2 separate regions of the Homo sapiens genome follow, and region 2 is linked to region 1. Evidence: chromatin loops called from intact Hi-C (ENCODE). Cell type or tissue: HepG2. All regions are shown on one strand. Each heading gives the region's core, and the rest is flanking DNA. Links, peaks and the distances in the headings are about the cores only.

Region 1 (16,708 bases), core at 3,460-11,459:
AGAACTCCTCTCCCCAAAGGCAGCTGCAAAACCTAAAAATGTCACTCTCTGACCCTCTCACTTTTCCCTTGAAGGCTTTCATGTGACAGGTGTCCTGACCTGTACCCGGAGAAAGGAATGCTACACAGAGAGGCCAAAAAGAATTTGAACAAACAGGCCTCGCTAAGTTGCCTCCTCAGTTAATTACCATTAGAGCATACCATATTTGTCCAATCACATTTCTATTCTTCATTGAACCTAAGCATAAAAATACATAGGGTTATACAGAAGTTCTCTGGGCCTTCATTCTTTTTTTCTTTCTTCTTTTTTCTTTCTGAGATGGAGTCTCTCTCTGTTGCCTAGGCTGGAGTGCAGTAGCGTGATCTTGGCTCACTGCAACCTCTGCCTCCCAGATTCAAGCAATTCTCTTGCCTCAGCCTCCCAAGTAGCTGAGATTACAGGTGCCCGCCATCACACATGGGTCATTTTCGTATTTTTAGTAGAGATGGGGCTTCACCATGTTGGTCAGGCTGGTCTCAAACTCCTGACCTCAAGTGATCTGCCCACCTCAGCCTCCCAAAGTGCTGGGATTACAGGCGTGAGCCACCACACCCAGCCTGGGTCTTCATTTCTGAAAACTTCCATGTCACATGAAACACTGATTAAATACATGTGTTATACTTTTCTCTTGCTAACCTATCTTTTGTTTAGGAGTGTTGGCTGTGACCCTTGTGATGGGTGAGGAAGAGGTATTATACCTTTTTTGCCCCTGCAACAACCATCTACAAGCCAAGGAGAGAGGGGCCTCCAAAGGAACCAATCATGCTGAAGGCTTATCTTAGACTTCTAGTCTCCAGAACTATAAGGCAATAAAATTGTGTTACTTAAACCCCCCTGTGACACTTTGCTATGGCATCCCTAGAAAATGAATGCACTGCACAGCGGCCTGAGCACCATGGCTCTGTTCAAACCCATGCCACCTTTTCTTCCAGTCCTCTTCACTTTTGACATTCTGTCACTGTGTCGGTTTCCCAGTAGTTAAGCGCCAGGTGTGGAATGAGAACCCATTGTGTAAAATGGCACAGGTCCACACTGCAATTGGCTCTGGGGAGGCTAAGTCCCGGGAAAATTAATCAAGATGTGTACTCTCCTTTGTGTTCCTGTGCCTGACTCCCACTTGCTCATGCTCTCCCAGGGCATGGTGCCTTCCTCAGAGCTAACACAACACTGTGTTCATATCTAGATGAAAGTTCTCACAGGACTGTGACACCATTAATTTTTTTATGTGCCTGTTTGCCACCTCAACCCTATCTCCAGTTAAATTCTGAATTCATAGACACTGAGATTATGGCTATGAATTATTCATTTTGGTATCCCAGCATCTGCTACAATTCTAGTGGTTCAAAAAAGGCATAAATTTATATTTGGATTTTTTGAGTGGATATCTTTTTTTCTGATTTCTTTCTTTCTTCTATACCTCTGTGAAGGGAGTTTTATAATACAGATGTAAGGGAAAGAAATTTTAAATACGTTAAATATGTTGGTCAGGCATGGTGGTTCACGCCTGTAATCCCAGCACTTTGGGAGGCCAAGGTGGAAGGATCACTTGAGCCCTAGGAATTTGAGACCAGCGTGGGCAGACCCTGTCTCTATGAAAAAATTTAAAAATGAGCTGAGTGTGGTGGCACACACCTGTAGTCCCAGCTACTTGGAAGGCTGAGGTGGGAGGATCACTTGAGCTCAGGAGTTGGAGACTGCAGTAAGGCATGATTGTACCACTGCACTCCAGTCTGGGTGACAAGCAAGACTCTGTCTCAAAAATAAACAAACAAATGAATAAATATGTTATGCTATCAGCAGTGGTCAATGTCTTAAGAAAAAGCATTCATGTTTATCTTAAATGCTCTAATCAGAAGATTCTAAAATGTCTAAGCTTCTTCTTAGGGGGGAAAATCCAAGCACAATGAAGGTTGAGCTGTCTAGGAAAAACAGTCCTCAGGACCTCAAGGATCTTACTGCTCCCTCCACCTGCAAGATGGAGCCGAGCCCAAGGAGAGGAGATGGTTCTAAAATAGGTACTTTTCAGCTGGAGCTGGCTTAGAAAGTCACTCTTAATGTCTGATGAAGCTGTAGACAAGGAATTACCCTCAAGTAGTTGAAGCTTCTGTTCCATCGTTCAGGAGATAGGGAGAGAAGGGAGACTGCAGAAGAAAGAGACTCCCCAGTGCCTACCCAAGACAGACTCTGTAAGGACTGTCAGGCAGTGGGTTGGAAAATCAATGCTTTGCCTCTAGACTCCTCTGAACTCTCTTTGTGTGTTTGGATCAGTTACTAGTATGGTTGTTTCTTTTTTGGCAATGAATTGTCTCTAAATCTCCTTGAACTTTTTGGACAGAACAGAGGGACATAGTAATATATTTAGATTGTTATGAACTGTATCTTGCTTGTCATATTGAAACATGGAAACACTACCCTCATCCACTCCTTAGTGAATCTCCTGCTTTATCATGGGATCTGGTTGGAAAGAAAGTATGGTCTTTCTGCCCTTCACCCGTCTCTTCCTAGAGACACTATCCAAGGATGGTCAACTTCTTTGAAAGTCTTAGTAAAAAGCTGGGTCATGAGCTTTGGTTATTTTTAGACAACAATAGGCGATGGATGAAGCAAGTTTGTAACTAGGAATGCGTGGTTTGCACTACTTGGAATGCAGTTTGCCTTCGGGGGTTTGCTGTTTGTAAGACAATTGGCAACACCCCACAGATTTGTGTCAGGAACACCAAAGAATTAGAATCAATCATTTGTGAAGAAGCAGAACAGTCCTCCATTAGACTTTATATATTAATAAAAATGAGCACAAGTGAGGGTCAGATCTGTTCACCAGGTCCCTAATTATAATTCAGAGAGCCAGGGGAAAGAGAAAAAAGTAAAAAAAAAAAAAAAAAAAAAAAGAAGAATGCCTGACGTTTGGGAACACTAAACAGAGACAGAAGATTTTTCTGTCTTTCACGTCAAACATCCAGCCACGTGCTCACTTTTTTTCCTTGAAAGGCATTTAACGTTGTGGGATTATATTTTTCTTCCTGACTCCTAGAAAAATATAAATGTCATCGACGTTTGATCTCATCTAGGTAGTTTGAAGGCTCTTCGTTTGTGGGTAGGAAAGTTAATGCCACAAAATGTACTAAAATTCAAAAACATTCCAACTTTAATGATTCACAGCAAAGTCAGAATGCAGGTCAGATGCTGTATTTCTGATATTTAAAAAATACAAAAAGAATTCTTTGAAAGTATGTTTCCAAAAGACAGTAGACATTTGTACTATTTATCATTCAGCAAGAGCTAAATAGCATAGGAACATGGTTATTCTAAGTTACATTTTGAAAAAAGAGAAACAAAACAATTATTTCTGAAAACAGCAAAAACATCAAGCTTGCTAATTTGAACAGTTTTGACAGTTGACACAAAGGAGAGAAAAGGGCCTTTTATGTGTTGTATAAGGAAGATCTGTTGAAGAAAATTAGCTCCTACAGGAATAGGATTGATAATGTGACATATACTCACTCTGATCTAAATTTAACATCTTCCCACGTTCTCATTGCTCCAATGCCCTTCGAGTTACTATAGTGATCCTACCTTGCCATTCAACATTTAATTCCTAGGTAACAGACAACAACCGTGGCGACCAGGGAAGGAATAGGCAAAAATCTATTTATTAAATATTATCTGGAGTTACTTGCTTGAAAAAACATCTCCCCCACAACCCCAGCAGATTTTGGGCTGAGTTACAACTAAAATATAAATTGTACAAGAAGAACCAAGAAGAATTTTCAGGCTCCAATTTTGAGTTTTAGAATCTTGACATAATGGCACAGACCCCCAAAATAAAGATTCTGAAATAAGCACTTTTCATCTGGAGCTGGCCTGGAAAGTCTCTCTTAATGCTTGATGGAGCTGTAGGCAAGGAAATACCCTCAACTAGTTGCGGCTTCTGTTCCATCCACTGATGTTGTACCATATGCTTATCCTTCCTCTAAAATGGGCAGATACATGATGTGAGAGTTTTTTCTCACAAAATTAGCTTGCATTAGAAACTTCCAAATGAAAGACTCTTCTGACCACTGGAAAAACAGAGTAAGTACTTACTAGGTTCGTGCAAAAGTAATTGAGGTTTTTGCATCACTTTAATGGCAAAACCGCAATTAACTTTTGCATTAAACCTCATACATACATCATGTAAGTATACTTATATACATACTTTAAAAATATCTTCTCAGTAGCCTTCTCTTTCAGCTCTCCAGTAAAAGGGCGTCCAAAGATGGTAGCCTTCTCTTTCAGCTCTCCAATAAAAGGATGTCCAAAAACGCATACCTGAGGAGCACAAAAATACCCCACTATTTCCAGGTATTGGTCCTGTGGCAGGCCAGGTCTCACTAATGCAGTCTTCCATAACACCTGCTTCGGTACTGACTGACTGGCTAAGTTTTAAAAGCCAGTGCCCTTATACAAAGACTGGAATGTAACAAAAGCCCACCAAGAGTTTTGCCTAGGCTTTTCCTGAGCCTTAAAGCATAACAAAATAACGAAGGAATCCTTAACGGGACCCATTTAGGATTAAACAAGTTTTATTGGGAGTCTGAAGAAACTCCCCAGGCTTCACAAAGAAGCTTATTGGGGTTCTGAAGGAACTCCCCAAACCTCCATGATTTAGCAGGAGACAAGATAAGGGTAATCACCCCAGCACCTGGACCCATTTAGATCAAGTAAATTTATTGAGGTTCCAGGGGAAGGTCTCAGGACTCAGACCTTAGTTATAGATTAAAAGAAGTTAATCATGGCCAGGCATGGTGGCTCAAGCCTGTAATCTCAGCACTTTGGGAGGCTGAGGCAGGTGGATTGCCTGAGGTCAGGAGTTCGAGACAGCCTGGCCAACGTGGTGAAACCCCATCTCTACTAAAAATACAAAAATTAGCTGGGTGTGGTGGCAGGTGCCTGTAATCCCAGCTACTCAGGAGGCTGAGCCAGGAGAATCGCTTAGAACCCGGGAGGCAGAGATTGCAGTGAGCCAAGATTTCACCACTGCATTCCTGCCTGGGTGACAGAGTAGTGAGATTCTGCCTCAAAAAAAAAAAAAAAAAAAAAGGAAAAAAAGTTAATCACATGTGTCTTTAGATGAATGCACACTTACATGTAGACATATAGCTTACAAGGTATATAAGCGCTGGAAAACTTTGTGATTTTGAGTTGGTCTGGTGATAATTTCCAGGCCTTCTCCCTGTAAACGGCTGCAGAAATAAAAACTCTCTTTCTCCCCAGTTCATCTGCATCTCGTTATTGGGCCACGAGAAATAGCAGCCTGATAGTCAGTTACATCTGGGAACAGTCCTACAATGCAGTTTTCTGTGTTAGAAATAGCAATAAATCCATTCGAATGCAGGGTCCTGAACTAAGAACCCGTACTTTAAAATCTAACTTTTTCATTGCCATGGAGTGAGCAAAGGGGAACACAAACAAAAAATTAATAAAAGCAGACCAAAAGTACACTAGAAAAGTAGACAGTGAAAAAAGGAAAGGAGAGATAGATATGACGAAAATAAAGTGTTATATTCAGAAATCAGAAAGTAATACTGATTGTAACATTTGTTAAACTCTTCCTTTATCCCCAGGCTCATGCTAAGCACCTTACCTTCATTATTGTATGAAGTCCTCGTGGCAGCTATGTGGGCTTGCCACTATTAATATTTCCATATTACAGAAATATAGGGTCCAGCCCTACGGAGCTTGGCGGGTGTTCTCCTGGTGTGCAGAGATGAGAGATTGTAATAAATAAAGACACAAGACAAAACGATTAAGAGAAAAGAGCTGGACCCGGGGACCACTACCATTAAGACGCATAGACTGGTAGTGGCCCTGAACGGCTGGACACACTGATATTTATTGCATATAAGACAAGGGGGCAGGGTAAGGAGGGTGAATCTTCTAAGTGATTGACAAGGTGAAGCAAGTCACATGATCACAGGACAGGTGGCCCTTCCTTCTTAGGTAGCCAAAGCACACAGAGAGAAGGCAGCATAGGTCAGTGTTTTCTTCTATGCACTTATAAGAAAGATCAAAGACTTTAAGACTGTCACCATTTCTGCTACCGCTATCTACTACGAACTTCAAAGAGGAACCAGGAGTATGGGAGGAACATGAAAGTGGACAAGGAGAGTGACCATTGAAGCACAGCACCACAGGGAGGGGTTTAGGCCTCCGGATGACTGCGCGCAGGCCTGGATAATATCCAGCCTCCCACCAGAAGCTGCTGGAGCAGAGTTTTCCCTGACTCCTCCAAGGAAAGGAGACTCCCTCTCGCAGTCTGCTAAGTAACCGGTGCCTTCCCAGACACTGGCGTTACCGCTTGACCAAGGAGCCCTCAAGCGGCCCTTATGCAGGCGTGACAGAAGGCTCACCTCTTGCCTTCTAGGTCACTTCTCACAATGTCCCTTCAGCACCTGACCCTATACCCACTGGTTATTCCTAGGTTATATTAGTAATGCAACAAAGAGTAATATTAAAAGCTAATGATTAATAATGTTTATAATAATGATTGATAATTGTTCATGATCATCTCTATATCTAATTTGTATTATGACTATTCTTATTCTAACTATTTTCTTTATTATACTGAAACAGTTTGTGCCTTCAGTCTCTTGCCTCGGCACCTGGGTAATCCTCCGCCCTCAGAGACAAGGAATCAAGGGTGAGTCCATTAAGGCAATTTGCACAAGAAATCCCCAGTAAGAAAGTAAGTGGGCCGGGCTTGGTGGCTCATGCCTGTAATCCCAGCATTTTGGGAGGCCGAGGCAGGCGGATCACGAGGTCAGGAGATCAAGACCACCCTGGCTAACACAGCGAAACCCTGTCTCTACTAAAAATACAAAAAAAAAAAAAAATTAGCTGGTCATGGTGGCAGGTGCCTGTAGTCCCAGCTACTCAGGAGGCTGAGGCAGGAGAATGGCGTGAACCTGGGAGGCAGAGCTTGCAGTGAGCTGAGATCGCACTACTGCACTCCAGCCTAGGCAACAGGGCGAGACTCCATCTCAAAAAAAAAAATTAAGTGGTAGAACTTGCATATATTAAAAAAAAAAAAAAAAAAGCCCAAGCTGTCTGGACTCCAGAATCTGAACTCGTAGTGGGTATCATGGAGAGAGGGAAAAGTATAAATATAAAAAAGAGAAAATATGTAACAAAAGAGAAATTAATTCCTGCTGTATGTGGAGGAGACATTACAGGTAATTGGTCTCACAAGTGCCAAAATATACGCTACAGCAGGTGTCCCCAGCTACTGGGCCAGGGACTGGTACTTGTCTGTAGCCTATTAGGAGCCAATTCACACAGCAGGAGGTGAGCGGTGGGCGAGTTAGCATTACCACCTGAGCTCTGCCTCCTGTCAGATCAGCAGCAGCGTTAGATTCTCATAAGATTGCAAACCCTATTGTGAACTGCACATGCAATGGATCTAGGTTGCATGCTGTTTTTGAGAATCTAATGCCTGATGATCTGTCACTGTCTCCCATCACCTCCCAGATGGGACTGTCTAGTTGCAGGCAAACAAGCTCAGGGCTCCCACTGATTCTACATGATGGTGAGTTGTATAATTATTTCATTATATATTACAATGTAACATAATAGAAATAAAGTGCACAATAAATGTAATGTGCTTGCATCATCTTGAAACCATCCCCGCATCCAGTCCATGGAAAAATTGTCTTCCATGAAACTGGTCCCTGGTGCCAAAAAGATTGGAGACCACTGCTCTATGGGATCCATGAGCCTTGTACTTTACCCTAAACCAGTGAATTCACAAAGTCAAGGAGTCAGAATGGGTTTCCAAAGCTCTCCTTGAATGGAAGCAACCAGAAACTGTGGTGTAGATTTTACTTTTACAAAAGTGAAACAATTCTTTTGAATAGAATAACTTTTTATTCTCCTGCTTAGGAGAATGTTCACGTGTCCTTTGATAAAAATATTTACACTTATGTATGTATTCACATCGCCGAGTTGGAAAGCAGAATAGGTAGAAGTTCTTTATAACATCTGATATGCAAGAATATGATAATTTTAGACTTTTTGTCCTACAAAGTAGTCCTATGGACCAAAGGTGGATGGCAGATTTATTACTGTTCTTGGGAATTCAGGATGGGTGTCAAACAGCGATAATCATATTTCATTATGGTCTAGAGTAATTTTAGAAGTTCATTCTGAAAGTTCCAGCATGTATTATTGATTATTGTTCTATATGAATTAATCACAGATGAAATGTAAGATAGAGTGGTGTCTTGTACAATGAGTTACATAAAATTAAACGGGTCTATACAAAACTTCTTAGTGGTAGAAAAGAACAGTAACTGCAATACACCACAAGAGGGCAAACTGGTACTGTTGAATATCAGTAACTTGGCTGCAAAGAGTGCAATGAAAGACAAGGTGATGTCAGATCCAAGCCAGTTTACTTTTCTGCAATCATTCAAAGATCAAATCAGAAAGCTTTTCTTTAGTAAGTTTTGTGGTATTTGAGAAAAGTAATAAGGTCTTACTAGTTAGTAAATAAAGCATACTGCTTTTTACTTTCATTGAAAAAAATAAGATTTGTCTCTAAAAATATATTTTCCTGGGTTAATATTGTATTAGATACATACTTTGTATCATCACCAATTGTCAAGAAAATTTGGGGAAAATTAAAAGAAAAAATTATTTTCTTTTTTATCAGCAGTGTACAGCAATATAGCAAAACAAGCTACAAATAGGTGAAATTGGGGTTCACTTTAGCAGACAGGAGAAAGGTTAACAAGGTTAAGGTTAATATGATAAATAAATTATGGCAGAGAATTGAGGCAAATGAATAGAGATTCAGACAGTTCTCCCTGACGCTTCCCCTTACACATGTAACTAGGTGATTCATTGTAGATTAAAGAATGCCATTTGACAGGGCACTTTGGCTCACGTCTGTAATCCCAGCACTTTGGGAGGCCGAGGCGGGCAGATCACGAGGTCAGGAGATTGAGACCATCCTGGCCAACATGGTGAAACCCCATCTCTACTAAAATACAAAAATTAGCCAGGTGTGGTTGCGGGCACCTGTAATCCCAGCTACTCAGGAGGCTGAGGCAGGAGAATCGCTTGAACCTGAGAGGTGGAGGCTGCAGTGAGCTGAGATCCCACCACTGCACTCCAGCCTGGGCGACAGAGCAAGACTCTGTCTCAAAAAAAAAAAAAAAAAAGCATTTATAAACAAGACTGTCCATTAATTTTTAGGCCCTAAATTGTCTTTTTAATAACGAGTGCAATCTGAAAATGAGGTTCTTTGTATGTTGTGGCCTGAAGATAACGATAAAAGATAAAGAAACATTGGCAAACTGCAAAATCCTCACAGCACATGCAGTTTAGAGTGATGCTAGAAGTAATGTGATGTTTCCCTATTGAAAGAAAACTTATAAATATTTTCACTAGGAATGTTCCGTTAGTCCAGGGGTTGGCAACTTTTCCTTTAAAGAGCCAGATAGGACTGGGTGCGGTGGCTCACGCCTGTAATCCCAGCACTTTGGGAGGCCGAGGCGGGAGGATCACAAGGTCAGGAGTTCGAGACCATCCTGGCTAACACGGTGAAACCCCATCTCTACTGAAAATAGAAAAAAATTAGCCTGGTGTGGTGGCAGGCGCCTGTAGTCCCAGCTACTCAGGAGGCTGAGGCAGGAGAATGGTGTGAACCTGGGAGGCAGAGGTTGCAGTGAGCCGAGATCGCGCCACTGCACTCCAGCCTGGGTGACAGAGCGAGACTCCGTCTCAAAAAAAAAAAAAAAAAGAGCCAGATAATAAATACTTCTGGTTTTGCAGGCCATCTGGTCTCTGTCTACTTCTGGCTACTCCTTTTTGCCACTGTAGTGTAAAAACAGTCAGAGACAAGCAAATGAATGGACGTCATTGTGTTCCAATAAAACTTTAGTTAACAAAAATAGATGTCAGGCTAGAATGGCCCCTGGGTTGCAGTTCGTTAAACCCCACTTTAGTCTAGCTGTGGACCCCTTCATAGTAAAGGAGTAAATGAGAAGGAGAAATAAACTTGAGACTTGGACGTAGGGACACAAATAGCCTATAACTGGAGAGCAGAAGGTTATAAAAATCTCCACCTCAGGTCCCAAGAGATGTTCAACACTCAGAGTCTTAACAAGAAGCAAAAATTGTCTTAGGAAAAAGCGTATTTTAGAAAATTGGTTGAAACACATCCATAGCCTCATGCTTAAAATATGTAAATCCTGAAAGTGAAGTAAATCTAAAAATGTATGAGCTGGGGATTCTGTCCTGAGCATCAGAAGCCCGGGCATTTTGAGCCATCAAGAAGTAAGGAAATGCTTGAATCTTGCAGGAAACAGTAGGGTTTTGCAGCAAGACCATTGTGGGTGACAAATTCGCTCCAAAAAGCACCCTCATTTTCTGAGTGTAAGGAAACATCCCATAAATTACACCTCACAGACATTTCTAAAAGACCACTGGAAATTTAAAAATTTTGAAAACTTATTTCGTCATTTGTAGAAAGAACAAATTTTCAAAGAGTGACACATGCATTCTACTTTGATTTGAAAGATGAGCTAAGTTTTTCATGAAATCAACTAATTAATTGCTGGGGGAAAAAATGGCTTAAAAGAGTATATACTGCAATGGTGCCCAAGTCTGGCTGTAGGAAAATGTCAAGGAGACTTTTGTCAATGAAAAGTGGCAAACTCTGTAAAATATTTGAAGAGATGTATTCTCAGGTAAATATGAGTGACCAATGGCCTCTGACACAGCCCTCAGAAGATTTTGAGAACACGCACCCGAGGTGGTCGGAGTACAGCTTGGTTTTATACATTTTTGGGAGACATGAGACATCAATGAATACATGTAAGATGTATATTGGTTTGGTCCAGAAAGGTGGGACAACTCAAAGCAGGAGACCTTCCAGGTTATATGTAGCTTTAAAGATTTTCTGATTGGCAATTTGTTGAAAGAGTTATTATCAATAGAAAGGAAGGTCTGGTTACAATAAGGGGTTGTAGAAACCAAGGTTTTATCGTGCAGATGAAGTCTCCTGGTAGCAGCCTTCAGAGAATAGATTGTAAATGTTTCTTATCAGATTTAAAGAGTCTGTTCTGTCAATAATTCCAAAATGGAGGAGGGTATAATGAGGCATGTCCAGCTCCCCACTCCCATCGTGGCCTGAACTAGTTTTTTCAGGTTAACTTTGAAATGCCCTTGGCTGAGAGGAGGGGTCCATTCTGTTGGTTGGGGGCGGGGGCCTTAGAATTTTATTTTTTGATTTACTTTTTTTTTTTAAAAAAGCAACACAGCTTCCCAGATTTTACTCCAAACACTGAATTGGATTTTCTGGAGCCTGTGTGTGACACAGGCATTTTTATGACACTTCCCAGGTGAGTCTTGGTAGAAACCAGGCTAGCACCAGTCCAGGGAGTGGTATTTAGGAAAGAAAAGGACAAAGTATAAAACTTGGGTTTGATTTTGACCATTGTTGGGGCCAAGGAAAAACTATTTCACCCTCTGAAGGTCTGGTGAAAAATCAACTCACAAAAGGCATAAAAATCTATTAATGTGCACACAGGGGAGAACCACAGAGCGCATGCAAGGACAAAGCTGAACTGCAACAGGAATTTGGAATTGAAAGCCAGTTCCAGTCCCTAATGGGGTGCAGAAGCTTATATACCATCCTGAAGTACAGAAAGGATAGAGGCTCAGAGCATGGCCGATAAAAGGTTACGGTGGTAAATCAGGTTATAGTGATAAGACAGGCTACAAGAGGGAGAGAAGAGGAGGCCTGTAGCAAAGGTGGTCTTGTTATGTAGGTGAAAATTCACAGCTGGCAGCCCTCCAAGAGGGAGAGAAGAGGAGGCCTGGCTAGAAAAGTTGGTCTTGTTATGTAGGTGAAAATTCATAGCTGGCAGCCCTCCAAGAGGGAGAGAAGAGGAGGCCTGGCTAGAAAAGGTGGTCTTGTTATGTAGCAGACCTCAGACTGAATAGATGATGAATGTTTCTTTCAGGCCTTTAAAGGTGTCAAACTCTCAGTTTATCTTTCCTAGATCCAGACAAGAAAGGGCCTGGGTGCACCGATGCAGATTCTCTACAGAGGTGAATCTTCCTCACAAAAGACAGCTTTGCAGGACAACTTCTGTTTACTGGCTCTGTAACAGCCATCTCAAAATATGTCAACTAAATATATTTGCGTTAAAATATTTTGATTTCCTTCACTATGCTGAGTTCAAAGCTGCACCCTGCCATGTATTAGTCATTTGTCCCTGAGCTGGTGATGTACTCTTTTAAGGCTTCAGTTACCATCCCCATGACATGAAGCCAGTGTTTGTCCCTAAGGTAAGGATGGAAAATCTGAGAATGTGACTCTGTGTGGGCTTCAAGTATACATGCTTTATCTCTTTCACACCCTTCTCCTCTTTCTTCCTGGGAACAATATAACTGGATTTGCTTCACTCAGCAATATACAGAATTTTACTGAAAATGAGAGCCTTTGGAGAAAATATATTATTTTAGCTTTGTTCCATTGAAGCATTTCTTCCTGAATTTCCTGAGAACTCTGGGTTTATTTATTTTTTAGACTTTTGATTTTATTTATTTATTTATTTTAACTCTTTTTTTCCAATAAGTTATTGGGGTTCAGGTGGTATTTGGTTACATGGGTAAGTTCTTTAGTGGTGATTCGTGAGATTTTGGTGCACCCATCACCCAGGCAGTATACACTGCACCATATTTGTAATCTTTTATCCCTCATCCCCCTCTCACTCTTCCCCCTAAGTCCCCAAAGTCCATTGTATCGTTCTTATGCCTTTGTGTCCTCATAGCTTAACTCCCACACATCAGTGAGAACATATGATGTTTGGTTTTCCATTCCTGTGTTACTTCATTTAGAATAATAGTCTCCAATCTCATACAGGTAACTGCAAATGCTGTTAATTCATTCCTTTTTATGCCTGTGTAGTATTCCAATGTGTGTGTGTGTGTGTGTGTGTGTGTGTGTGTGTGTGTGTGTGTGTGTATATATACATATCACAGTTTCTTTATACACTTGTTGATTGATGGGCATTTGGATTGGTTCCATGATTTTGCAATTGTGAATTGTGCTGCTATAAACATGCATGTCAAGTATCTTTTTTGAATAATGACTTATTTGCCTCTGGGTAGTAGTGGGATTGCTGGATCAAATGGTAGTTTACTTTTAGTTCTTTAAGGAATCTCCACACTGTTTTCCATAGTGGCTGCACTAGTTTCCATTCCCACCAGCAGTGTAGAAGTGTTCCCTGTTCATCATACCCATACCAAACATCTACTGTGTTTTGATTTTTTGATTATGGCCATTCTTGCAAGAGTAAGGTGGTATCGCATTATGGTTTTGATTTGCATTTCCCTGATCATTAGTAATGTCGAGCATTTTTCCATACGTTTGTTGGCCATTTGTATATCTTCTTTTGAGAATTGTCTATTCATATCCTTAGCCCAGTTTTTGATGGGATTGTTAGTTTTTTTCTTACTGATTTGTTTGAGTTCATTGTAGATTCTGGATATTAATCCTCTGTCAGATGTGTAGATTGTGAAGATTTTCTCCCATTCTGTCTGTTTACTCTGCTGACTGTTCCTTTTGCTGTGCAAAAGCTCTTTAGTTTAATTAGGTCCCAACTATTTATCTTTGTTTTTGCTCCATTTGCTTTTGGGTTCTTGGTCATGAAATTCTTGCCTCAGCCAATGTCTAGAAGGGCATTTCCAATGTTATCTTCTAGAATTTTTTATAGTTTCAGGTCTTAGGTTTAAGTCCTTAATCCATCTTGAGTTGATTTTTTATAAGGTGAGAGATGAGGATCCAGTTTCATTCTCCTACATGTGTCTAGCCAATTATCCCAGGATCATTTGTTGAAAAGGGTGTCCTTTCCCCACTTTATGTTTTCATTTGCTTTGTTGAAGATCAGTTGGCTGAAAGTATTGGGTTTATTTCTGGATTCTCTTTTCTTTTCCATTGGTCTATGTGCCTATTTTTATACCAGTACCATGCTGTTTTGGTGACTATGGCCTTATGGTATGAGTTCTGCTCTGATCTTGGTTATTTCCTATCTTCTGCTGGGTTTGGGTTTGAAATCAAGTAGTGTGATGCCTCCAGATTTGTTCTTTTTGCTAAGTCTTGCTTTGGCTGTGTGGGCTCTTTTTTGGTGCCATATGAATTTTAGAATTGTTTTTTCTAATTCTGTGAAGAGAGATGGTGGTATTTTGATGGGGATTGCATTGGATTTGTAGATTTCTTTTGGCAGTATGGTCATTTTCAAACAATATTGATTCTACCCATCCATGAGCATGAGATATGTTTCCATTTGTGCCATCTATGATTTCTTTCAGCAGTGTTTTTTAGTTTTCCTTGTAGAAGTCTTTCTACTCCTTTGTTAGGTATATTCCTAAGGTTTTTGTTTGTTTGTTTGTTTGTTTGTTTTGTTTTTTTTTTCAGCTATTGTAAAAGGGGTTGAGTTCTTGATTTGATTCTCTGCTTGGTCGCTGTTGCTGTTTAGAAAAGTTACTGATTTGTATACATTAATCTTGTCTCCAGAAACTTTGCTGAATTCTTCTATCAGTTCTAGGAGCTTTCTGGAGGAATCCTTAGGTTTTTCAAGGTAAACAGTCAGCAAATGGTGACAGTTTGACTTCCTTTTTACCTGTTTGGATGCCCTTTATTTCTTTCTGTTGTCTGATTGCTCTGGCTAGGATTTCCAGTACTATGTTGAAGAGGAGTGGTGAGAGTGGACATCCCTGTCTTGTTCCCATTCTCAGAGGAAATGCTTTCAACTTTTCCCCATTCATTATTATGTCGACTGTGGGTTTTTCATAGATGGCTTTTATTACATTAAGGTATGTCCCTTATATGCCAATTTTGCTGAGAGTTTTAACCATAAAGGGATGCTGGATTTTGTCAAATTTTTTTTTCTGCATCTATTGAGATGATCATGTGATTTTTGTTTTTAATTCTGTTTATGTGGTGTATCACATTTATTGACTTGCGTATGTTAAACCATCCGTGCATTCCTGGTATTAAACCCACTTGCTCATGATGGATTATCTTTTTGATATGTTGCTGGATTCGATTAGCTAGTATTTTGTTAAGGATTTTAGCATCTATGTTCTTCAAGGATATTGGTCTGTAGTTTTCTTTTCTGGTTTTGGTATTAGGGTGATATTGGCTTCACAGAATGAATTAGGGAGGGTTCCTTCTTTCTCTGTCTTGTGGAATAGTGTCAATAGGATTGGTATCAATTCTTCTTTGAATGTCTAGTAGAATTCTGCTGTGATTCCGTCTGGTCCTGGACTTTTTTTTGTTGGTAATTTTTAAATTACAATTTCAATCTCACTGCTTGTTACTGGTCTGTTCAGGGTATCTAATTCTTCATGATTTAAGCTAGGAGGGTTGTATTTTTCAAGGAGTTTATTCATCTATTTTAGGTTTTCTAGTTTATATGCATAAGGGTGTTCATAGCAGCCTTGAATGAACTTTTGTATTTCAGTGGTGTCAGTTGTAATATCTCCTGTTTCCTTTCTTAGTGAGGTTATTTAGATTTTCTTTCTTCTTTTTGTGGTTATCTTGCTAATGGTCTATCAATTTTACTTATCTCTCAAAGAACCAGCTGTTTGTTTCATTTATCTTCTGTCTTGTCTTTTTATTTCAATTTCATTTAGTTCTGCTCTGATCTTGGTTATTTCCTCTGTTCTGCTGGGTTTGGGTTTGGTTTGTTCTTGTTTCTCTAGTTCCTTGAGATGTAACCATAGATTGTCTATTTGTGATCTTTCAGACTTTTTGATGTAGGCATTTATGACTATGCAGTTTCCTCTTAGCACTGCCTTTGCTGTATCCCAGAGGTTTTGATAGATTGTGTCATTATTGTCATTCAGTTCAAAGAATTTTTAAATTTCCATCTTGATTTCCTTTTTGACGCAATGCTCATTGAGGAGCCAGTTATTTAATTTCCATGTATTTGCATGGTTTTGAAGATTCCTTTTGGAGTTGATTCCCAGTTATATTCCACTGTGGTCTGAGAGAGTGCTTGATATAATTTCGATTTTCTTAAATTTTTTGAGGCTCATTTTATGGCCTATCATATTGTCTGTCTTGGAGAAAGTTCCATGTGCTGTTGAATAGAATGTGTGTTCTGTGGTTGTTGGATGAAATGTTCTGTGTATATCTGTTAAGTCCATTTGTTCCAAGATATAGTTTAAGTCCACTGTTTCTTTGTTGAATTTATGTCTTGATGACCTGTCTAGTGCTGTCTGTGGAGTATTGAAGTCCCCCACTATTATTATGTTTCTGTCTATCTCATCTCTTAGGTCTATTAGCAATCGTTTTATAAATTTGAGACCTCCAGTGTTAGGTGCATATATGTTTAGGATTGTGATATTTTCCCACTGGACAAGGCCTTGTACCTCTTTGTCTCTTTTAGCAGATGTTGCTTTAAAATTTGTTTTGTCTGATATAAGAATAGCTACTCCTGCTTGCTTTTGGTGTTCATTTGCACGAAATGCCTTTTTATACCCCTTTACTTTAAACTTACGTGAGTGCTTATGTGTTAGTTGAGTCTCTTCAAGGCAGCATATAGTTGGTTGGTGAGTTCTTATCCATTCTGTGGTTCTCTATCTTTTAAGTGGAGCACTTAGGCCATTTACA
Region 2 (16,708 bases), core at 4,229-12,228, 690 kb after region 1:
GACACTCACGTTCTTTTTACCTTTTGTTTATTGTAACTAATGCTGAAATGAACATGGGAGTGCAGATATTTCATTCAGATAAATATTCAGAATTGGGAATGCTGGATCAGGTGGGAATTCTATTTTTAATTTTTTGAGGAACCTGCACACTGTTCTCCATAGCAGCTGCACCATTTCAGGTCTTCTCGATATCATTTGTGGAAAAAGACTATCCTTTCCCCTTTGTGTTGTCTTAGCACCCTCGTGGAAGATCATTTGATCATATATGTGAGGCTTTATAGTGGGCTTTCTATTCTGTCTATGTGTTTGTCTTTTTGCCAGTACGTTACAGTTTTGATTACTATAGCTCTGTAATATATTTTGAAATCAGGAAGTGTGAGACCCCAGGTTTGTTATTTTTTCAGTTTGTTCTGGCTATTCAGGTTTTGTTGTGATTCCATATACATTTTTGGATTTTTTTTCTATTTCTGTAAAAAACCTCCATTGGTATTTTACAGGGCTTGCATTTGATCTGTACATCACTTTCGGTAGTATGAACATTTTAATTATGTTAAATTGTCCAATTCATGTATATTGTTCATACCATCAAGATGACAGCTATCATATTCTATAATTGTTATTTACATACTTAAATGTCTTTCCTAACAGAATTTATATGACTCAAGGACAGGGATTAATTCATTCATTCCTGTATTATCTAATACTTTGTAGAAACTAGTGCATGCTATTGATATAAAAAAATAATGTATCTAGCTGCTGGTATAAGAGCATAGAAGGAAAAGTGTGACAGGTTCATCAGAAAATTTAAATTAGATATTTAAACTATTTTCATTTTCAGATAATAGTTTCAGAGAGGGGAGACTTAGTGGAACCTCTATTTACAACTCCACTGTCTCATTAAAGTGTTATAATCAGAAATGTAAATAACTCCTCCAAGTGCTTTGTAAGTACCAAGTTTCTCTGAACTCCTTGGAAGGGAGATGGCTAAAAGAAATAAAAGTGTGTACGGGAGAAAACATCTAAGGCTCCTTGGGCATGAGTTTGGCTAGATCATCTGCAAATGGACCCAGGAAAGGATTAAAAAGGCTAGTAATACTTAAGAGATTTAGTTTCCAAGGCCAAGCAGGAGCCCTGAGAAGTGGTCTGGCCTCTGACTCTGGCCATGGAGGATACTGAGTGAACAAGGCCTACAGGCAGGGACATGGCAAGATTGGCTTTTAGGTTCACCACCAGCAGTAATGTGGCCAATAAGGCAATCAAGGACATTCTTCACAGAGTTAGTTAATTTTTGAAAGTCTAAAAGTCATTGTTGAGAACTGTTCATTTGTGGCAAGACCTCAGGTTGATCAAACACCATACTATAATTATGGCCAGTGGGGTGGAGTTCAGGGCTGAAGTTTAGTCTTCAAGTAGTGGGGTTGGTGTTAGTGCAATGGCAGCTACTAGCAGGGCAGCATTAAAAGACAACTAAGCAGAAACTCAGATTTTTGGACCTACTGGTGTTTGCTGTAAGGGAGATAAAGTTAGAGTGGTGGTAGGTTATTAAAAAAAAAACAAACCCAAAGCATAAACCTATAGACTTCAGCCCTGAGTATCAGATTCAGCAGTTCCAGAGTGTATTTTGGAATGTATATTTTGAGAAGCTCCAAGGGCGATTATGATGAGCTCTTAGGTTTGAGGGCCCTTGAAGTATGATAGGTAAATGCAGGAGATGCTACACTCATGGCTACTCTAAGACATGTCTGGTAACCACCGGCAGAGGTAAGGGGATCAAGGTGAGAGAGCAGAAGATCATCCCAGAGTAGACAGAGAAGGAAAGTAAAGCTAAGTTTGAAGCTGTTTAAATTCTGCCTCTGTTATGTCAGTTCAAGGACTGGGGGAGTGAGCCTGCTGGTGAGACCTTTAGAGAATCTGGAGTCAAGCTGGAATAGACAGAGATGGAAGAAAGAGGCAGACTTGAGAGATGATTTCTTAACTAAAGTTCTGGTGTGCCTGGGCAAGAATATGGTGAGTGTTTTTTCATCTGATGTTTTCAAGCTGTCAATCTAAGGAACGCAAGCATGAGGAGCCCCCTAGGACGCTTTGCTTTCAGAGGACCTCTGCTTTTCCAAAATAGATATTTGGAGGTAGAAGAGACAAAAAAGTGCAGACGATTTTCCACCTCCTTCTGATTCAGAAAATTCAACTCACTTCCAATAAAACCACAGGGATTTATAAAAGTAAGATTAATTGGAGAACATAATCAGATTTTGTTATAATATTAGATATTTCAGTTACCTTCTGATTTTTTGAAGGGATTAAATTAAATTTCTTTAAATTTAATTTATACACTTTGTATTATTGTGTCAGTAGTTAATATTTTTATAGACCACTTTTATTGAGCATTTAATATGTGGCTAAGCACTTTACATTCATTATCATATTTAATAATGACTTCTTTGAACATAGTATTTAGAGATGTGGAATTCTACAGACACAGAAATTTGGAGTCAAAGAGGTTTACTCATTTGCCTGAGATCACACATCTTGATCTGATGATGTGTGAAGATCTTGATCTGAAGATCTTAATCTGAAGAAGTTAGATTTGAACCCACACAAACTGTCTCCAATAACTATATTCTTAACTATTGGCTGTATGCTAACTGTGGTCTTAATGTAATTCAAAGGATGAGCTGGTCCTGCTCAAAATATAGTTTAATTGCATCTTAAACATTTCTCCTATATTTAATTGATCTTAAACCTTATAGAAAAATTATTGTCTTTAGTCTCATCTGATCACTATTGGGAAAGAAAACAACTATTTGATACAATGCATCACTAATATAATAATCAACTTTGAGAAAAAATAGATTATTTGTGTGATTAATTAAATCATCATTTTAGCATAAAGTACACTGTTTTGGGGTAACATCTTAGGTTCTTCAGGTTTTTAAAATAATCCATTTATCAATCATAGATTTCTTAAAATAGTTTCAAAAATTAAGTAATGGAAAGAAACTAAAAACAATAGGGCCATAACATTTTTAATTAATATAGGATAATTTTTGCGTAAAGGACATTATCATTACAGCAGAAGTTTATTGTGTGTTCTGCTCATAAACCCTCTAAATGTGACCTGTCTTTATTAAGAAGTGAACTTAGCAATTAAATTATTTTTATTTGGTATTAATAAAATTTCAAAGATTGCATAAAAAATAGTTGTGTACCCAATTATGCAGATTAGTTACAGTCTTTCCATTTTCAGTGAAAGATATTTAAGATTTTCTACAGCTTTCTATTGACATTTTAAATAAGTGCTAGAGTTAATATTTTATTTTCCTAATGACCAATGCTAATAGACATTTATAAATGCTTCTTTTAAGTTTGAAGTGATTATGTGTGTGTGTGTGTTTCTGCATCAGAAAAATGCTTTATATAGATATATAAACACATACAAATGTAGGTTGAAAACAATATTCTCCAACTTGGTTAATTTTTCAATTGGCAAGAATTACTTAGAACTGCCATTTTTAATTCATAGTCTTATTTTTGACACACCAATAGCATGTTATCTAGAGCAGGAAACAAAGGAAATTGTGTTTTTAGTTGTATTACATATCTCTCAAGGGGCTGCACTCCAAATCGAAATAAAAAATAAAGGGATACTCTTCTTTCCTTGAACAATGCCAAGTAAGTGTGTATAGAACAATCTTTTTCTCACATCTCCTCTCTGGGATATGTCTACCTGGGTGATTAGTTATTGGGCCATTTCATACTGTTTGGCAAGAACCTGAGGCTCTGACTTTTAACTTTCTTTAATCAGCTATTATATGTCAATATAATGTATCATAAATATAATCATCAATATCAATCATCATCAATATAATATAATCACAATGATTAAAATTATACTATAGGTCAGACTGGTAAACCATAATCCCATCTAGCTATTAATAGAAATGAACTAATTAGAATATAATTTTTCATAGTGAATTCTATGGAGCACTTATTCTGCATGCTCTGTTGGGGAAATATTCAGTATTTTAACAAGAAAGTTTTCATTGGAGACTTACATCGCATGTTAACATATTTAAGGCTATAAGAAGTCCTACTTTTAAGAGTTTTAATAAGTTTATTTCAGGATCTCTTATATTTATGTGAGTACAAATTCTTTTTATCCTTGGAATATCCGGAAGGAACTTAAGGTGTTCCTTGTCTATGAAAATGCTTAGGTAAACTTTAAGGTAGATCAGCTATCAGCAGCCTAATTATTTTGATTATCTTCATGATTGGGTTGGTTAATTGAATTAAGAATGTGGAGGTGAAATACATATTGACTGATCCAAATGTCTTTCAAGATATAGTAAGAAAGACATGTATAGAGGCTGTTCCCTGCTCTTAATCTGCTGTAACTGAATCACACCTTTAGAGATTTCCACATGGTAAGCAGCAAAATGAGAAAGAAAATATTTTATAGACAAATGCAGAAGATGCGAAATTCTACTTCTCACGATACACAGACATACATGTATGTTGTTTGCCTGGCCGCACATGAATAATGTCCACCACAGAAAAATAAACTTGCTTCAGAACCCAATGAGATGACCCCACTTATTAGACAGTATTGTTCATAGCACAGAATAGCTTTTTAAAAGGTTAAAAATGATAGTATAGTTTTTTGTACAGTTTTTCAGTTGGGAGGTTTTTGCTTCATAGTTAATGAAAACAATGATTCTTTAAAAAACTACTGAAAGCAATAAGACGTTGCATCAGAAAAACGCTTTATGACTTAAGAACAGAAAATATAAGATCTTGTATTACCGTATGATCCACTGGCAGACAACACTTGTTTCAGAAGGTTTTGGATAATGAGTAGCCTGGAAAGACCCAGATGATCCAGTTAACAAAAATCTTCCATCACAAACTGTGGCTGCAAAACGATGCCAATTAATGTTAGACAAAAACAATCTTGGGATTCAAATTGGCTGCAAAACATTTCACAGAATATTCATGGCAAAACCTGTACAAGGTTATTTTATGAAACTGAAATGATAGTAAGATTTCATGTTTGAAACCTATTAGCCATGTTCAAATACTCATACACATCCTATCGTGAAATATTTTGGAAAAATTCTTTCTTTCTCTCTCTCTCTTTCTCTCTTTCTTTCTCCTTCCTTTTCCCTTGCTTCCTTCCTTCCTTCCCTCCCTCCCTCCCTTCCTTCTTTCCTTCCTTTTCTCTCTTTCTTTCTCTCTCTTTCTCTCTTTTTCCTTCCTTCCTTCCTTCTTTCCTTCCTTTTCTCTCTTTCTTTCTCTTTCTCTCTCTTTTTCCTCCCTTCCTTCCTTCCTTCCTTCCTTCCTTCCTTCCTTCCTTCCTTCCTTCCTACCTTCTCTCTCTCTCTTTCTTTCTCTTCTTTCTCTTTTTTCCTTTTTTTTTTTTTTTTTGAGACAGAGTTTCGCTCTTGTTGCGTGTGCTGGAATGCAACGGCGCGATCTCGGCTCACTGCCTCCTGTGTTCAAGTGATTCTCCTGCCTCAGCCTCCGGAGTAGCTGGGATTACAGGCGGCGGTCACCACGCCCGGATAATTTTTGTATTTTTAGTAGAGACGGGGTTTCACCATGTTGGCCAGGCTGGTCTCGATCTCCTGACCATAGGTGATCTGCACTCCTAGGACTCCCAAAATGCTGGGATTACAGGCGTGAGCCACTGCGCCATGCCCAAAAGCATTGTCTTTCTAAACACCCTTCCCTAAGCTGCACTTTAAGTGTATTCTTCCATATTTGCAAGGAAATAAATATATCTGAATTGAAAACTGCCAGTTCAGACAAATAACCAGTCATTTTTTGTCTTATTTTTATAATTAAATTGGAGCTAGGTGAATTTCAAATATATGTACAAAGTGCTATGTTTTCTTGAAAAAGATTAGAATAAGGCCAGGAAAATGTTAGTACTAGTGGCCTATACAGAATTCCATCCAACAAATCTGTTAGTCCATCTTTTAAAGCTCATTACTCTTGCTCCTTTGGGAGATAACTAGTTCAATGTTTTCTATATTTTCATTCAATACTCCTGATTAAGCCTTTTGCTTTCCATAATTACTCATTTTCCTCTTTTGGTTTTCATAGTAGATTTATTTCATGAATCTCTCCTTAATGTCATGCATTATTAGTTGCCTTTAATTTATATCTGAATAGATTCCAACTAGATTAAAATCTTCTTGAAGGCATGAACCAGGAGCCATAACTTAGAGATTTTTGTTTTTTTCATACACTTGCTATGTATAGTATATGCAAAAATCCACCTTGATTTTCACAACTTTTAGTCTTTCTTACATTATTTTCCTTCTAGTTAGTTACTTGGTTATGTTGACACAATATTCTAAAATTATGACCCTTACAATGTGTCTTTTTCTCTGCATAGATTAAAAATTCTTCATACGGAGAAACATTAATGGAGGTTAGAAAAATCAAAGTAATATGTCAAAATTAATTTGCTGTGTTTGGAATCTGAGTGTTTAGAATAAGCTAATTCTAAACTGAGCTATGAAAAAGCTCATCGTAAAATTATAAAGTGATTCTATCAAATTACATAATACAAGCTATTTTATGACAAAATATTTTATGTATATAAAATAAATACATTAAAAATTAGATAGCAAATAGAAATCTTGATTAAAATATCATGTGTTTATTGGGTTTTTGCTTTTTTTTGGTATATATATATTTTCAGGTGCATAAAAATTTACTTTGGTAACTTAAGTTTATTATTCAAAGTCTGCTTAAAAACAATGGCCTAGGAATTAATTCATTAGCTTATGATTTGGTAACCTGATTTCCAGAAGAAAAAAAGAACGAAAATAAGAAAAGAAAAGATAACAAGTCAAGAAGCAAGGATTAAATTCTGAACAATCCGGCACAGATCACAGGAAAGAAAGAAAAATAGTGGTTTGTTAACTGAATTGCCTTATGCATAATGATTACTGCAACAAACAAAGAAAATTAAGGCTAATTTGTCATGATTTGAAGATAGATAGTAAAATATGTGACTTTTTAATGACTTGCTAAATAATTTTCCAGTTGTAAAAGCAAATCTCTTTTCTCACCTTCAACGCTCTTTTCCACTGTAAACCATGCCAAACAAGCAGGGCAATTAATGCCTTACATTCAAAGACCATAAAAACAAAAATGGCATTTGCTTGCATTTTATGTGGTATATAAAGCTTTTAAATCACAGTTTGTCGAGAAATAACATGGACTCAAAGATTGTAGACAGTGTAGTAAAGTCTACTGCTATTGTAAAGTTTATATTTGAGTTACAATACTTAGGAAGCAATGAGGTAGGGTGCTCAATCTTATCAGTGCTAAAATATAACTGCCAACATTTATAGAGTGTTTACTATGTGCCGGTCATTTTCTAAAGTTATTATATATGTATGAATGTAATTTGCATAACAACTCTATGATGTTATGGGGGAAACTGAGGCACATATGGGTTAAATAACAACCATAAGGCCTCCTAGCTTACAAGCAACAATTTAAAGCAAGGCAGCCTTATTCTAGAGCATACTGTGGTATATTGCCTAATATCACAATATATATATACATCTATCACTATCGCAATGACATCACCCACTCTTTGAACTGAAAAGCAGGGGGGAAAGCATAAATAAAAGAAGAAACAGAAAATTTTTTAAAGATTTCCATCTTTTTCAATGTTCTTAAAGTTAGAATACAGATCACATTTGCAATAATATTCCAGAACAAATAGGAGGATGCAAAAGAGACACACACAGAGAGAGAAAGGGAACAAAACAAGATCCCTTTAAGCATCTGTAAAAACCTGTTTGTAAAGCTGATAAAATTTTAGTCATTTTTCCCACCTGTTCACTACGCATTTTTTTGGGAAAGGTATCAACAGCTTTGCGCTGCACAATGTGATTCATGATTTCCAGAAAGCCATGTTACGTCTCTAGTTTCAAAGATGGTTCTATGTTTGACAAACCCTCTTTCAGTTCTTTCCTGAGCACATGACTAAACTACACTTCCCCAAATCCCTTGGAGTCAGATAAGGTCATGTGACTGAGTTGGCCGATGAACGATTGTAAAAGTCACTGTGTCTATTTCCAAATATGGTTTCTGAACATATCTGTAACATTCTTCCTTTGTCAGTCAGCTGGTTGTGAAGGATCCAGTAGAGGACTCTGGGGGCAGAGAGAGTGGCAAGTAAGGAGCAGGCATCCTGAATGCCTAGAGCACAACCCTTTGCCATCTTTCTTGCACCGTGATATAGGTGATAAATAAACTGTTATTGTTAAGATTGTTTATCATAGTATTTAGCCTGTCCTAAAGAATATGATCAATTTTCCTGTCCAGTATTCTATCATGTTACTAAGTTTTAGTGGGAATGGATACTCCACAGGTCAAATTCTGCTCTAACGAGGCTCTAGTCAATTCCTGCATTCAAGCAAATATAGAGAATATTCCTAAATGTATTTAAAATAAAATTACAGGAGTATTGAAGTATTTCTAATAGCAACGCTCAGAATGCCAAAATATTATCTTCTCAAGACAGAGGCTTGTGTAAGGCACTTTCTTATACATTTTTTTCATTTAATTTCAGGATGTTTCTGGAGAACCTGATAGTGCAAATGACCATGAATGAAGCAGGATAGGTTTTCAGGAAAAAATATATGACCCAGTTGTGGATGAGTAGGATGACTGGGTGTTTAGGATTGTGACTTATTAGACTGTGCAGTGCTTTCTAGTGCAGCATCAGAAAAAAAAATCTAAGTAGAACATAAATGAGCCTGTCAAATTATAGCAGCCATTCGATTGCACTATCAGAAATGTTGCCTGTAATAGGATGGAACACATAAGGGTAAGCACTTAGGACCCACGAAGAACTCCCTCTGCTGGCTGAATATTCACTAATTGTGTCTTTGCTCATGGCATTCAAATCTCCAGGATATATAAATCAAACATGATCTATGCTCACCCACCAAGCTGTATTATGCATATACACGTGAGGCATACAAACTATGAGAACACTTGCCAACTTCCAAAGAGTTAAGCATTGGCTTAAAGGCTGTGAATCAGCATCTTTCCTTTTCATAGGTCAGCTAAAAAGTGAACTTTCCTGCTGATGTAATTCTAATCAGAAGACGAAAACAATTTAAAGAAATCTTGTTTCAGCTATAGTCAGCTGTAAGTGTGCAAACCTAAATAACTAAAGAGTAAAAGAGGAAGTTGCATGAGGAAGACAATGTTAGTATGACTATCAATAACACAAACCAGAATTAGAGCTCACAGCTGGAGCAAAAAAATAAATAAATCAATAAGAGAGAGAGAGAGAGTAAAGGTAAACTTCATATTGGAAAAATTCTCTTAAATTAGTTTTATAAATTTTTCCATGAATATAGATTGATGGACAGTGGCTTTCAGGTGGAAATAATGCTGCTGGAAGTTTGAGCTGGTGCTGAAAGTCATTAGGCTTGTGGGCTCACCATAATCAATGAATGAAGCAACTTAAAATGAATAAAGCAACTTGTACTCTTAAATTCTCTCTGGATAAAAATAGATTCATTGATTGATTTAAACAATATTATCCCACAAATAATTCGAATTTATTTACCAAAATAGATATAATACTTACTTAAACGAAAAAAAAAAAAAAGAAAATCAAGAAAATGGAAAGTGACGGTGTGTAAGCTTGAGAGAGTTAGTGACATGAAAGGCTGGTCACTACTAAGGTTCAATTAACAAAAAATCTTCATGTTACTAAAAAGTAACAACGCAGTTTGACTATATTTTTAAAGCAAATTAAGATAATTACTTCCATTCTAATACTGAGGCTCATCTCCTGAGTTTAGAGTGGCTCATAAAAATGATTCATAGCATTAAAACTTATTTTAGGACAAATTATCACACTTACATGATATTCCTATGGTTCATTTTTATATGCACTGATATTAGTTCATCATGAAAATTATGAACTCCATGAGCATAATAACAAAATAATAGGTACAGTACATTTTTCAATTATTTGATTCATATATTTTGGTAGTTATGCCTTTTCCTCTATTTAAGGATATTGATCATCATTATATTGGCTTAAAGCCATGTGTCTAAGTTGACATACACTATTGTTTTTGAAACAGAAATCAGCATCACCTTTGTTACCTCATGATGGCACACTTGCATCATATTCTCCCTGAAAAGATTTTGGAAAATGCCTGAAAGCCACAGCAAAGCAAGAACATTGCTTTCTTCTTCTTTGAGTAACTTAGTTATATAAAATAGATTAAAAATATTCCGCAGCCTGCACTTTCTTCCAATATGTTCTGAGTGTACTTCAAAGTCTGTAGTTAAACTTTAAAGGTCTGAATTTTATCCAAGAACATTTGCATCGGGATTGCTTAGTGGAAATCTCTGTAGTAGAGTTGCCTTTCATTGAGTTGGTACCGGGAAACAGACCAAATGCCTGGCTTTTAAAATGTGTACTAAGTGGATAGGTAGCTTTTAAAACTTTGGTCGTTATTAGAATATTCATCTTTAATTACTATCAAGCAAGATGAGAAAAGTGTAACAAATAATAGAAAAGTGTAGCAAATAGTAACTATGGTCTTTAACACACTTTGGGCACTAACTGTATTTATAGTCAGTTTTAAAACTGATTATAAGCCATACCAAAAAATGTGCAGTTAATACTGTTAAATAAAACAAAATATCAGTTAGACTTATCCAAAGTCAGCAGTCTCCCCTTATCCACAGGGGATATTTTCTAAGACCTCCAGTGGATGCCTGAACCATGGATAGTACTGACCCCTATATCTACTATGTTTTTTCCTATACATACACACCTACCATAGGAGATTAACAGCAATAATCACTAATAAAATAGAACAATTATAACAATACTCAGAATGATGTGCAATTTTATACTTATACATTGTTTATTTCTGGAATTTTCCATTTACTGTGTGTCCTGTGGTTGACAGCAGGTAGTTGAAACTGTGGAAACCACTAATAAGGGAGAACTACTGTAGTTCTATGTGGAAATCTTCTTAAATGTGTTACACACAGAAACAAATTACCTACTTAGATGCTGCTTTCTAGTAAACTTTTCTAAGTGGAATCCAGCTATGAAATGAAGAAATAAGTAAAAGAGTAAATACGTTTAAATCAACTAGAGCCATGCTTGGTATATGGTAACTGCTACTTAAGTGTCAAATAGTAATAATAATGGTAAAATAATGTTATTGTCATTAACACTCAAAAAATGCCAAAATATACAAATGAAACACAGAAGTTTTACTTATGAGGCATTAAGTTCTTATTCATATCTTATTTCTACTATTTATAGAACTACAAGAGGCAAATAAAAGGAACAGTCAAAATTTTAATATGGTGCTCAGTGAGTTAGGTACTGTTAAAATGTTGAAAGAAAAAGACTGATATGATAGTGAAAAAACATGAAAACCATTAGTAAGAAGTGAGAATGTCTATCACAGAAGTCAAATTAATAATAGTTTGGATTAGTTTAATATAGAGAAGAGATGAAAATGTAGCAACACCCATCCCCACATTTATGACAGACATTGTTAATCACATCTTCCTTTCTGTAGTGATCAAATGGAATTCTGTTTAATTAATTAATATCTTTAATATTATTTATAAAGTTTAGGAAAATATTAATAAAATTATTTTAAGATTTTGTATTATATTTTAAAAATAGCTATTTAAATAGCTCATTCTTCAGTAGTTTCAGGTATTTGAGATTAGAATGTGTGTGTGTGTGTGTGTGTGTGTGTGTGTGTGTGTGTGTCTACAGTGAGGGAGGATAAAACAGAAGGGGAGAGAGTAGGGGGGAGAACTTACCACACATTTTATTGTCTTCGTCAGAACCATCTGGACAGTTTACTTCTCCATCACAAAATAAATCAGCTTTTATACACGTTAGAGCATCAGTACAAGGACTTGAACCAGGCAGGCACTCTATTGAGACATTTCCTTTAAAAAATAACTGAAATTAATTTCCAATTGATGAGATATGTACAATGTTTAAATATTTAATAGGCCTTTTTGCCACTGGGGTTCTTACTTATAAGTATGTTCTTCAACTGCCATAGGAATATTTATTTCATTTGCAAATCAATCATTTGTAAAATTAGAGCATTTTAAATTTTGAAATTTCATGTGGGGCAATTTTGGAAAGCTTATCACATCATCTGCAACATCTAGCAGCCACTTCATTTACTCATAAGCTTATTATTTGAAAATATAGTGGCTTAAGTCAAGGTTTCCATTCTGTAGAGTACATTTACCAACCAAAGTCATTTTAAAGTAAGATAAGCACTTAAAATTCCCAGTGCATTGTGACATTGAACAATGAAGAAACCTAATAGCTATTTCTGTTCAGTATCTCTTTGTTCCTTGGGTCAGAGATTCTTAGGGGGTACACTGTAAACACACCCCTGCGGGGTTTCATGCCATCTTCTGGAGGGTATCCGAAAAACTTGCACCTCTCAGCCTGACTTGTCCTTCACTTGCCCCACTTTCATAAACTTAAGTCTAGAGATGCACCAAGAAACACATTTTACTTCTAGAAATTAACTTGGGAAGTTTAAGAGCAATTCTGAAAATAAGCCATATTCTTATATGCCTACAAGATAAAGACTTTTAAAAAAAATTTTTAGGCCAGTGTGGAAATTTGAATACTTCTGCCTCTGAATATAACAACAATGATGGTGAAAAGTTTTGGAACTCTTTAACTCATCAGCATTTTTTTTTCTTTTTGGTTGTTGTTCTTAATCTTAAAGCCAGAACTGTATTGCCATCTGCTGGGTTTTCAAAATATGAAAATCTGAAATTTCTCCTTCTGCTCTATAAAATTAATTGGAAAATAAAAATGCCCATGTCAATGAATCTACTAAGTTACTTCTTAATTAAAAACTTTTATAGATTTTTGCTGAGTCTACATACAACTAAATTAGACATTTGTAACTGGCTGTAATTAAAATGAATATAAACCAATGGGAAATTCATGGAACGCCCAACATCTAAAATTATAGGACAGAGTAAAGATCAAAGCCATTCTCAAATGATAGAGTACTCCCATGTAGGAGAATAATAAATAATAATAAAAATATTATTTAATAAACTCAAATGCATATATTTGTTGATATTTAAGAGCTATTCATCAAAAGTCCTTAACCATTGAGTTATTAATCCAGAAAACACATATTTCATAGAATCTCATACATGCTTTATAAATAAATAAACCAAATAAAGCACTATACTTAAAACTGTGTCTTATTTTACAAGTAGCTAATAGAATTCCAAGTATTCAGCATTTCAAAGATGAATTTGGGATACAGCTAGGAACATATATCACTTTGGCTGTCCTAATGCTTCTCATGGGAGCTCCACTTCCTGATGTATCACATCTCTGTTCAGTATCTGTTGAACTCTTGATTAGACCCCAAAACCACACCAGCAAGTCATACCACTTGGACTTGACTGATCTCATGATTAATCATTTATTGACCCCACAAGTATTTATTTTGTACACATTTTTGTCATGGAATTTTAAGAGACAGAGATAAAAGAATGAGTAAGGCAGAGCCTCTCTCTTTTTATGAAGCTTCAAGTTAAGTGGGGGGAAATTGTTTATGTACAAATTATATTTTAAAGAGAGATTTAAAAAGTGCTATGGGGGCATCAAAGTTTAAGCAATTAGTTTCCTTCTAAGGCAAGAATTAAAGACATTTTTACAGAAATGGTCATATTTCAATTAGTTTTTGATGTACACCTAGAAAGGCACCAGGAGGAGAGAGATATGGAATGTATTTAGTGATGTGTGAAGAGTACATCAATAGGCCGGGCGCGGTGGCTCACGCCTGTAATCCCAGCACTTTGGGAGGCCGAGGCGGGTGGATCATGAGGTCAGGAGATCGAGACCATCCTGGCTAACAAGGTGAAACCCCGTCTCTACTAAAAATACAAAAAATTAGCCGGGCGCGGTGGCGGGCGCCTGTAGTCCCAGCTACTCGGGAGGCTGAGGCAGGAGAATGGCGTGAACCCGGGAAGCGGAGCTTGCAGTGAGCCGAGATTGCGCCACTGCAGTCCGCAGTCCGGCCTGGGCGACAGAGCGAGACTCCGTCTCAAAAAAAAAAAAAAAAAAAAAAAAAGAGTACATCAATATATGAGAAACAGATGAGTCTCACTAACATAGATGGTGGGATGTTTATGGAAGGCATAGTAGGAAGGCAGTTTGGTACCAGATTCTAGGAAACCTTTTTATCTTTGTTAAGTGTTAGAAATACTTTTCAATAGGTGATGGCATTGGAAGATTTTACATATATCTGCAATATGACCAGTCCATGTTTCATAAAGGCAATTGTTGGACCATGTGAAACACCACTTGAATAAGACCACTCGAGAAGCAGTTTCAATGGTCCACATGAAAGATGAGGGCTAGAACTCTCACAATGGCAGAGGAGATGGGACATGGACTCAATTACTACTTTACAGGTAAAATTGATGAGCTTCAGTGACTACGTTTGCTTCTGAACAAGATTAGTGGAGGTGAAGAATGGGATGCTAAGGAATTGGCAGTTGAATTACTGAAAAGGCCATTTGGGTTACTAATGGCCATTAGTCGCAATAGTGATTATGAGATGAACAAATTGTGGGGTTAGAAACTTGAGTCTAGTTGGAAGTATTTTGAATTTAAGTTGGAATATTAGGTATTGTTTTAAGTTGCACTCTGTCTCTCTCCAAACTATTTCATAAACATTCTTCAACTGACTTGGTCCATGAGGAAACAGAAGTTTTCTGTATTAAAACTAGTATGAAAAATATGAATGTGATTCTTATGCAATGGTAGTGAGTTTTAAAATTTTTGTCAAATTGTATTTTTACTGAGTCTTCTCTCACTCTTTCATTTCCTACATGAATATATATTATTACAATTTCTAAGAAAAATCATCAATTAAAACATTAGCTGTTATACCCAGCCAGATGCCAGTTTAATTTAAATGGTTTTGCACTCTCAAACTAGAATTATTGACTTCAGTATTACTTGGTTTGTATTTCATTACTTAATTTTTGTTCTAATATTTCTTTTTTTCTAAGAAGTCTGTACCAAATTGTGTTCCCAACAGAAAATTTTTAGGAAAGGAGTTTATCAATTCTAGTTAAAGAAAAGTAAATGAAGAGAATAATAATTGGTTTCATTTATTAAAAGCTAATCAAATTTCCTTCATATTAGGCATTATTAACTCAGTGGGAAAAAGTGCACTTGTTTTCTGTAATCTATGTGGTATTTTACCTTCAGGACACTAACTTTTGACATATTATGAAAACACACCAGTAGATTAGTATTACTTGGAATTCTGCAAATAGGCTTTAATTATTCATTTGTATTGTAACATGAAGAATTCGGTATACACTCAAAGATGATTATTTCAGAGTGATCCAATGTCCAAAAAATTTCCAGTGATTTGACATTAGGAACCTCCTGTGCCTACGGAGAGCAGGCTCTGTGCTAGGCATCATGGAGAGTAAAAAGACTAAAATCCATTATTTTTCGCCTTCCAAATAATTTGTAAGAGATGTTACATACAACATGAGTAAATTGAAACCATGGTTTGGAAATCATAGATTTTTATTGTCCCTACAATTTGAAAAGGGATAATAGTACTTGGTGGCCAAAACTGGTTAAGACAAATTAAGCTCAAGATCCTGATAGCTTACTCAATAGGAAAAGCAGAATCTTCATCCATGAATGTTTGCCTTTAGAGGCCAGTGTTATTTCACTATGTTATATTGGAAAATAGATATCACCTTACAGAAATTCTCATTTACTGTGTAGAACAAATCTAGTTTTTTTTTTTTAAATTTTATTGTAAGCAAGACTATGTCTTTTCAATCCAAATGAAATTATTGGTAGAAAGATTCTTTAGTAGTCTTGATACCATGTGAGTAGGAACGTCTTAAATTAGAGGAGAGTGCTTAGCAATATATAAATATTCTTTTCTCAAATGCAGAAAAAGAACGATTCCTAAAGTCACAATACCTTTGGTATCAGGTAAAATCTCTGCATCTCAGTCTTGAAGTAATTAAATCGAGGAAAATAATTCTACCTTGAGTTGTTTTGGCCCAATTTCATGTTTTTCACTAAATCAACCAGTTATTCTTTTCCTCCAATTCTCAAACTCTTTCACATAGTGGAATGGTAGCAAGATTACATTTTTTATGAGATTGAGAAAGCCCATGACAGTGAAACTTTTGTTTTCTGCGGCTATTGCTGTAAGTAACAGTAAAGGACTAGAACAAGCTGTAGTGTAGAAATCCCTCAAACACGGGAGCAATTGCCAAAACACCCCCTCTAGGCACGCTGTAGCACTCCAGAAATTAATCCGTGTAATGTCACCTCAGTTCCAGTCCTTCTCCTCTAGTGTTCTAAGTGGGTTAGTAAAGCTTAAAAGTAATTGGCAACAAAAGCAGCTGAATGATAGAGCATAATCCTCATGGACTTTGTACCGTTATCACAAAAAATTCTCTTTGGCAGAATTTATAACGGCACTAATATCAGGTATATGATGCATGCATCTGTTGATTTTTCTCAAACTCTGTCTTCCAGGCATATAAAAATGAGAATAAACTTAACATCCCTGAAAGGCATATTCATAGTAAATTACTGCTTGGAAAATGCAGTTTTCATGTTTAA

Evidence for each region. A loop is a pair of places that touch in the nucleus more often than their neighbours do. Peaks named below come from ENCODE experiments on the same cell type or tissue, not always from the same donor. Only the 100,000 strongest peaks of a DNase experiment are listed, where the experiment ranks them.
Region 2: a loop joins it to region 1, with 13 times the contacts of the local background. A loop is called at or near these places in 5 of 110 quality-filtered maps.

What each region holds. Positions count from the first base shown.
Region 1 is chr21:17,670,816-17,687,523 of GRCh38, forward strand. LOC124904999 (a long non-coding RNA gene) reads right to left here and starts at 3,604. Exons shown (of 2, transcript XR_007067821.1): 1 at 3,541-3,604. In HepG2, for the core only: a CTCF peak has its summit at 8,396 (motif pointing right); a DNase peak (open chromatin) is centred at 8,396; H3K27me3 peaks cover 646 bases.
Region 2 is chr21:18,360,340-18,377,047 of GRCh38, forward strand. TMPRSS15 (transmembrane serine protease 15) reads right to left here. Exons shown (of 25, transcript NM_002772.3): 6 at 11,854-11,985; 7 at 4,801-4,909. Among named protein-coding and RNA genes, the nearest start is that of TMPRSS15, 35 kb to the right of the region's middle. In HepG2, for the core only: a CTCF peak has its summit at 8,886 (motif pointing left); no DNase peak of the experiment used is centred there.